Regions from separate parts of the Homo sapiens genome. Here region 2 is linked to region 1. The links are chromatin contacts, found by Hi-C or POLR2A ChIA-PET in ENCODE. All regions are on one chromosome and are shown on one strand. The core of a region is the stretch at or near the end of the contact, and the rest is flanking DNA. Distances in the headings are between cores, read along the strand shown. Region 1 has its middle 520 kb from the start of MIR5702. Region 2 has its middle 470 kb from the start of MIR5702.

Region 1 (3,585 bases), core at 505-3,004:
AATAACTTTTAAGGAGGCAAAAAGTTGGCAAGAATAAGATTAAATCAAAATGCCCTAAATAATATGGCCAAAGTCACTTTAGAGAAATGGTTCTTAAACTTGGGGGAGGGGGATCATCAATTCCAGAAAAAAAAATCTGTGTGTATAAATATCGACATTTGGTAGAAAATATTGAGATTTTCAGATCTCCTTTTTTGAACCCCAATTTAAGAACTCCAATTACAGTTTTCCAGAAACAGTTTACAAAATGCTCAATCTTGCTAAAATAGAATAATATTTACTAAAACTGTATGACCTTTTCTCCCTTTTCCTTTTCCATTTCTTCACTTTTCTTTCTCCCTAAAAAATTTCTCTCTCTCTGTCTCTCTCTCTCTCTCTCTCTCTTCCTGCCACCTCTCTCTCTCCTCTCTCTCCTTTTGGTCTTCTGTGAGTTAGTTTCAAATACTAAACCACCTACAATTTACTATACTTAACAAGAGTTTTGTAGTAAGGAAACAGAGATGAAAAAAAAACACACACACAAGGCTTTTCATTTCTCCTCTCCCTCCTGCACGTGATGATACTGGATATGACCAACCCTAATCCATATCATATTATCTTCTCCCTGTGCCTTGCCCTAGAGACCACAGCTACCTGGAAGACTTTGCTCTGAAATATAAAAACTTCTGACTTTGGCATCTAGACATTGCTAAGTATGTGTGCACTCACTCTCCATGAGGAGTGTCTCATCTCAGTGTTTCAAGCTATGCTCCTGAATTTCTGTATTATTTAGAGTGACACTAGCTGCTGTAACTAAACACCCAACCCCCAATATTTCACTGGCTTAACCCATGAAAAGTTAATTTCTTGCCCAGAATAGATGTTCTGTTCACAATAGTTCAGAGCAAATGCTCCTGTCCTCTATGAGTGAGTCAGGACTGTTCTTTCTGGTCATTCAGGACCCAGCATGGCATGGAAAAAAAAAAAAGAGGGCAGGACTGGCCCATCTGTGGCTTAACCCCTAGGCCTGGAAGTGCCACAATCATTCCCACACATGTTATTGTAAGTGAAAACCAGTCACATGGCACCTAGAAGTGAATAGATGGGCCGGACATAGTGGTTCACTCCTGTAATCCCAGCACTTTGGGAGGCTGAGGCAGGAGGATGGCTTGAGGCCGGGAATTTGAGACCAGCCTGGGCAATATAGCAAGACCCTATCTCTACAAAACCGTTTTTGAAAATTACCTGGGCATGGTGGCACATGCCTGGAGTCCCAGCTCTTCAGGCTAGGCTAAAGGATCACTTGAGCTTAGGAGTTTGATGCTGCAGTGAGCTATGACCATGCCACTGCACTCCAGCCTGAGCAACAGAGTGAGATCCCATCTTAAAAAATAATAATAATGAAGAGGTGAAGATGGAGCTGGAAATCCTAGTCTTTGTCCTGGCAGCTGCTTCCAGCAACAATTCTACACTGTGGAAGGTCACCATGGATTTTTGGTGAACTGCCAGCCATCTTTGCTTAGCACCTTTTTGATAAGCAAGGTGTTTCTCATCCTGCTTTGCTTAGGAATCACCGTTATGCACTACCCAGGTGTATATTTGTTGTTTGTTGCTGTGAAAAATAATTTCCCAAAATTTCATGACTTAAAACAACAAATACTTTGTATCTCATGTTTTCTATGAGTCAAGAGTGTTGATGTGGCTCAACCGGATGCCCGTGGCTCACGGTCTTTCATAGACATCAACAGACACTGCAGGGAGGATCCACTTACAAGCTCACTTTCCTGGCCACTTGCAGGCCTCACTTCCTCACTGGCGGTTGGTGGTAGATACAGGTGCCTGGCCACTAAGGTCTTTCCACTGGGAAACTCACAACTTGGCAGCTGGCTTCCACTGTAATGAGCCATCAAGAGAGTGAGAAAGGAAACTCAAGGTAGAATTCACCATATTTTGTAGCCTATTCTTGTTAGTTTCATCCTGTGAAATTAAATAATTCAAACTTAAAGCTGTTGGAACTTTAAATTATTTTAAACCTTAAGAGGAATGTGGCTATGTGGCCTGAGTCACAAAGCATGAAGCTGCAAGTTCTGCTTTTCTGATTATAGATCATATCTCTTCCTCATTCTTGCCCTGTAAATGATTAGGAAAGGCTGAACGGCACCAGAGATAAGACCCATCAAAACCATTACCCCTCCCTACAGAAAGTTAAGGCAGTTTTCCTCCGAATGTAACCAATCAAATCACTATAACACATGTACTAACCTGTTTTGAAAAATGCTGCAACCTTGTTAAGCTTCTCTGTCTTCGCCTATATAAATGAAACCTTACTTTCCCCACCTTGGAATGCTGACCCATTCTTTTGGAGTCTGTGTTTCCCAGGTGGCTACTCTTAAGCTCTGCACTCAAATAAACTTTATACTTAGTCATATTTCCCAAATCTCATCTTTTAAGGTTGATGATGTCATCAATATTGCTGCATTGTTTTAATTTGGAGCGAGTCACAGGTCCAATTCATGCTCAAACAAAGATCAGTACACAAGGTTATGAGTAGCAGGGAGCAGTGATGAGGGATCATGTTCCAGGTTGCCCACTGACCACAGGTGTGGGCAGAGAAGGCTCTCTATCTGTAGTCTCTAGCATTTAAAAATATGTAAACATCTCTCAACTTGTTTTGGTAACAGGAATGTAAGAAGGTGTCTAGACATCTAATTCTTTTCTAAAATAGAACTGGGAAAAGAGCCCGCCTGGTAGAAAGTAGTGGGTGATCAGGGTGGCCAGTTCAGGAGCCTGCACAGATTGGAGGCTCTTCTGGAACATGTGGCTGAGGCTGGGTTTTCTTGTTGCTCTCCTGTATGTCACAGTCTCACATATTTATTTTCTTTAATTAAATTTATGTATTTTTGCTTCATATTACTTTTTTTTTTTTTACCTTAACTTTAACAATGAAAATTTCAAGATCCAGTAAATGGTCTAAGACAGGAGAAAATGGTAAAATATTTATATTCAACATATAGGCCCATTGAAAGCTGTGTTCTTTTCACTTAATAATTGACATATGCAAATTTTTAAATACCATAATTGCTTTACACTCTATTCATTATTTTAATTTTTTTCAATTCTTAATTTTAAAACATTGTTTTTATTCTAGTAAAAGAGAATTAGAATTTATCATTTTAACTTTTTTTTTTCCTTTTTTCTTGAGATGGAGTTTTGCTCTTGTTGCCCATGCTGGAGTGCAATGGCGCAATCTTGGCTCACTGCAACCTCTGCCTCCCGGGTTCAAATGATTCTCCTGCCTTAGCCTCCCGTATAGATGGGATTACAGGCATGTGCCACCATGCCTGGCTAATTTTGTACTTTTTTAGTAGAGACAGGGTTTCATCATGTTGGCCAGGCTGGTCTCGAACTCCTGACCTCAGGTGATCCACCCGCGTTGGCCTCCCAAAGTGCTGGGATTACAGACGTGAGCCACCGCACCCGGGTATTTTCACCATTTTTAGGCATACAATTCAGTGGCATTAAATATGTATATATTTTGTGCAACCACTACTACAAACCATTGCCAGAACTTTTTCATCTTCCCTGAGTGACACTCTGTACCCCTTA
Region 2 (3,585 bases), core at 655-3,154, 49 kb after region 1:
GTGGTTCTTGAGGAAAGCAATGGTTTTGCTAAAGTTATTACAAATATTTAAAAATTATTCAGTTCTAAGTTTCAATGTGTGTTTTTAAAAATTACTTCACTCTAGCTTAATAACATTTCCAAAGAAATCTCTAAGAAAAAACAAGACTTCTGGAGGGAGCTAGATAAGAAGGGCTGAGGAGAAGATAGGTGATTTCCGGCTGCCATGTCATTATTAACCACGAATAGAAGAAAAGAAATGCACAAGGAATAAAATTAATGTCTTTAAAAGATATGGATACATGTTAACATCAAAGAATTTTGAGCTCAGGATATGTATTTTACAATTTTAGCTAAATCTTGAATTATATGAATCTTTAAAATGTCAAGATGTGGCAAATAGGCTTCGCAATCATGGTTTGTCATCTCGTCAATGCTCTTGACTTTTGAGTTTTCATGTAGAGAAGACATTCCTTTTGCTATCATCCTTCTGATAAAATTAGCTATGTGTGTTGTGTAGCAGTATTTCCATCCACACACAAGGGTGTGACTTGGCATTCTTTGTTACAACTGCTACTCAACCACTTATTTAAAATAAAAGTCTAAAACTGAAATCCTCTAATGAGTTGGAAAAGTTTTGCTTTAAAAATTATCCTTTTAGAGTGATTTCCAGTGCCATTTAGGGGATATAAGGAAGGAAATTCCAAGGTGTCTGTATTTTATCTGCAAATAAAACGATCATGTGACCACATGCCTGTTTGATCTGTGCCTGGTAGCTTAGCATGGCTACAGCAAAAGACGCACTTGCTATAATCATTTCAACCCCCACCCAACCCAAATCATCAACATTTCTCATCAAAGGAGAACATTTACATGCTCTGAAACATTGAATGAAAATAAGTGAAAACCTCTTCAGATATTTGTTTTAAAAATTCTCTGAGAGTACATAGAGTTTGGATCATGAAAGCAGAACTCAATTCATACTTCTGATCCTTCCCGGTTTCACATTTTTAAAAAATGTTATTTCACCACCTCCATGATCAGAAGGCGATGAGCTTGCTTTGTTTCCCAACTGACCTATTCATATCAAGTTAGTTACACTCACTTAAGTCTCCCCACCACCTTTGGCCAATCCCACAGAGCCCTCCTATGGAGCTGGAAACTCATATAGAGACTTTTGTTTTTTATAGAGAATTCAATAGCTCAATGCCACAAGACACCCTTTCTTATTAAAACGAGAAAGAAATGCATGGAAGTTGTTAAAAACAAATCATTTTCCATTAGTAAAAGTTACATGATTGGAAAGAGAAGAGCACATTGCTGTAATTACCAGTACATTAAGCAGGGGATGAACAGCTGCGTGAACTTGGAGTCAGTAGAATAACAGCCACCGAGCCAGCTTCCCCATATGGTCCAAGCAAGGAGGTGGGGCTTCTAGCTGCCTGGGGGTTGGGGAGAGGTGAGGAGGGGGCAAACGAATCCCATTCAAGTAGGAAATGTAAGCCAAGAAATGTCTGGCTTCCCAATCCAAACCCAGATTTCTCTGTGCTGCACTGGAAAAATCCCCCTGGCCTCCATAACAAAAACCTCTAAAATCAATGTTGTCTTTTCCTAAAGAGAGCAAAATGTGAGCGTTTTCAGACTTTTGGCTACATTGCTACTAATAGAAAAGACGACCTCAGAAGGACTTAGTCACTTCCTCAGCTTTTTGGGGTGTGGCTATGACTTGGAATTATTGGTATCACTTAGTAAACACTGTTTGATCTAGCATTTGCCTTCTCTCCCAATTAAAAATAGAGTCTGGCCAACAATGACAGGTCCCCACCACCAGGTATTGGCCTCAGTCTGTTTCAGTGAAAAGCATTACAGCCTTCTAATTGGCATTCTCTTCAGAATTTGGCAAATTTGGTCAAAGCAGACCAGCACTATAGTAACCTTTCATTATCAATGCAAATCCTAACAGAAAAGCATTCCATTCTTCTTACATTGTACGTCATAAATGAAACACAATAAATTTTATTGTGAAACCTCCTAGGAAGACATTCCTGAATAGACAAAGCAGAAAATGCTTGCATTATACTAAACAGAGCTAAAATTTGATAGTTGCTGGAAGGGTTGGCTATAAGGAATCTAGCTGTTTACAGGGGAAATACCAAATAGGCTACATCATTTGCAAGGAGATGTTTTTGTAAGTACCATGTCCAAAACCATTTGGGTTTCAACTATATGAAGGTTATTATTGCAGAGAATGGTGACCAGCTGTTCTTCATTGCCTCCGAAAACAGAATGAGAGAAAAAATGGCATTAAAGTGGAATTGGAAGAATTGAAGCTTCCTAAAAATTTGAGTTTGTTAACAGGAGAAGGATCCACACTAGGGAGTTATAAAATGAATGCCTTTCATTTTCTGTTGCTTTTAGAAATAAAAAGTGGCACTTTTAAGACAATTCAGGTAAAATTTTGTCCATCAATAAAATACTGAATTTGATAATCTTACAAATTTCTATTAAAAATAATTTCAAAAATATTTAAGAAATATGACTATTGGAAATTAGGCTATGTCTGGAGAATAATTCATCCAGTCATGCTATGGTGTCAGGGAATATTGTAAAATGAGAGAGTATTATTAAAAGAATCCTGTCGGAAATGTGTGCATTTCATGCCATAGATTTATGCAGGCATATTCTAGGAAGAAGGATAATGACTTCCCTGTAAATTAATATTGTCTTCAGAAATATCTAAATTTACAAATAAAAGATAAACAGCCTGGGCACGGTGGCTCACGCCTGTAATCCCAACACTTTGGGAGGCGGAGGAGGGCGGATCACCTGAGGTCAGGATCACCTGAGCTCAAGACCAGCCTGGCCAACATGGTGAAACCCTGTCTCTGCTAAAAATACAAAAATTAGCTGGGTGTGGTGATGCATGCCTGTATTCCCAGCTACTTGGGAGTCTGAGGTAGGACAATCACTTGAACCCAGGAGGCAGAGGTTGCAGTGAGCCGGGATTGTGCCACTGCACTCCAGCCTAGGTGACAGAGAGAGAATTCATCTCAAAAAAAGAAAAAAGAAAAAAAAAAAAAAGAAAAACAATAGTATTCTACTCAATAGAATAGACACACTGCTATCTCTTAGAAAATTATTAGATTGATGAATACATAGATGTAAAAACATCATTTGGTGGGTATCAGGATTTCCACTGATAGTTGATTTGTGGACTCTCAAGAAATTTATACCTGTATTCAAACACATACTGTGATATTAACTTGCAGGACTTTCTTAATAAACCAACTGTGGGAAGGACACACATTCCTAGACTTTCATTCACAGGGCAAATCCATCATTGCCAGACTTCTGCTTTCCATAGAACACTCACTTTTCTGTTTTCTATTCAACTTGAATGAAAATTTCTACTAGATCTCATTCCAAATCCTCCCATGGGACAGAGCTACCTTTCAGCAATCAGTGCTTTACCAAGGGCCGCACTCAAATTTGAACATCTCAGTAGACATGGAATCAGAAGCGAGGGATTACTGAATTTCACTCTGAAAGCTTTTCTTCTCAGATACTGTAATAAAAAAGCACCACCTTCATCTCAGATGATTTGCAG

The links. A loop is a pair of places that touch in the nucleus more often than their neighbours do. ChIA-PET counts read pairs that join two places held with the same protein, here RNA polymerase II (POLR2A). Pooled maps may share reads with other maps.
Region 2: a loop to region 1 is called in a map of mammary epithelial cell, with 8 times the contacts of the local background. The contact joins two enhancer-like sites. A Hi-C loop is called at or near these places in 3 of 168 maps with a recorded cell type or tissue (PC-9, heart left ventricle and mammary epithelial cell) and 4 of 50 pooled maps. POLR2A ChIA-PET finds 5 or more read pairs at or near these places in 6 of 52 experiments (CD4-positive, alpha-beta T cell, H1, MCF 10A and 3 more).

Annotation. Positions count from the first base shown.
Region 1 is chr2:226,135,182-226,138,766 of GRCh38, forward strand. No RefSeq gene overlaps it. Among named protein-coding and RNA genes, the nearest start is that of MIR5702, 520 kb to the right of the region's middle. Within about 2 kb of position 1,755, at least 7 of the 41 ENCODE cell types and tissues checked have a DNase peak (open chromatin) inside an H3K27ac peak, as active enhancers do; they include PC-9 and mammary epithelial cell, where a contact is called at or near this core.
Region 2 is chr2:226,184,012-226,187,596 of GRCh38, forward strand. No RefSeq gene overlaps it. Among named protein-coding and RNA genes, the nearest start is that of MIR5702, 470 kb to the right of the region's middle. Within about 2 kb of position 1,905, at least 10 of the 41 ENCODE cell types and tissues checked have a DNase peak (open chromatin) inside an H3K27ac peak, as active enhancers do; they include PC-9 and mammary epithelial cell, where a contact is called at or near this core.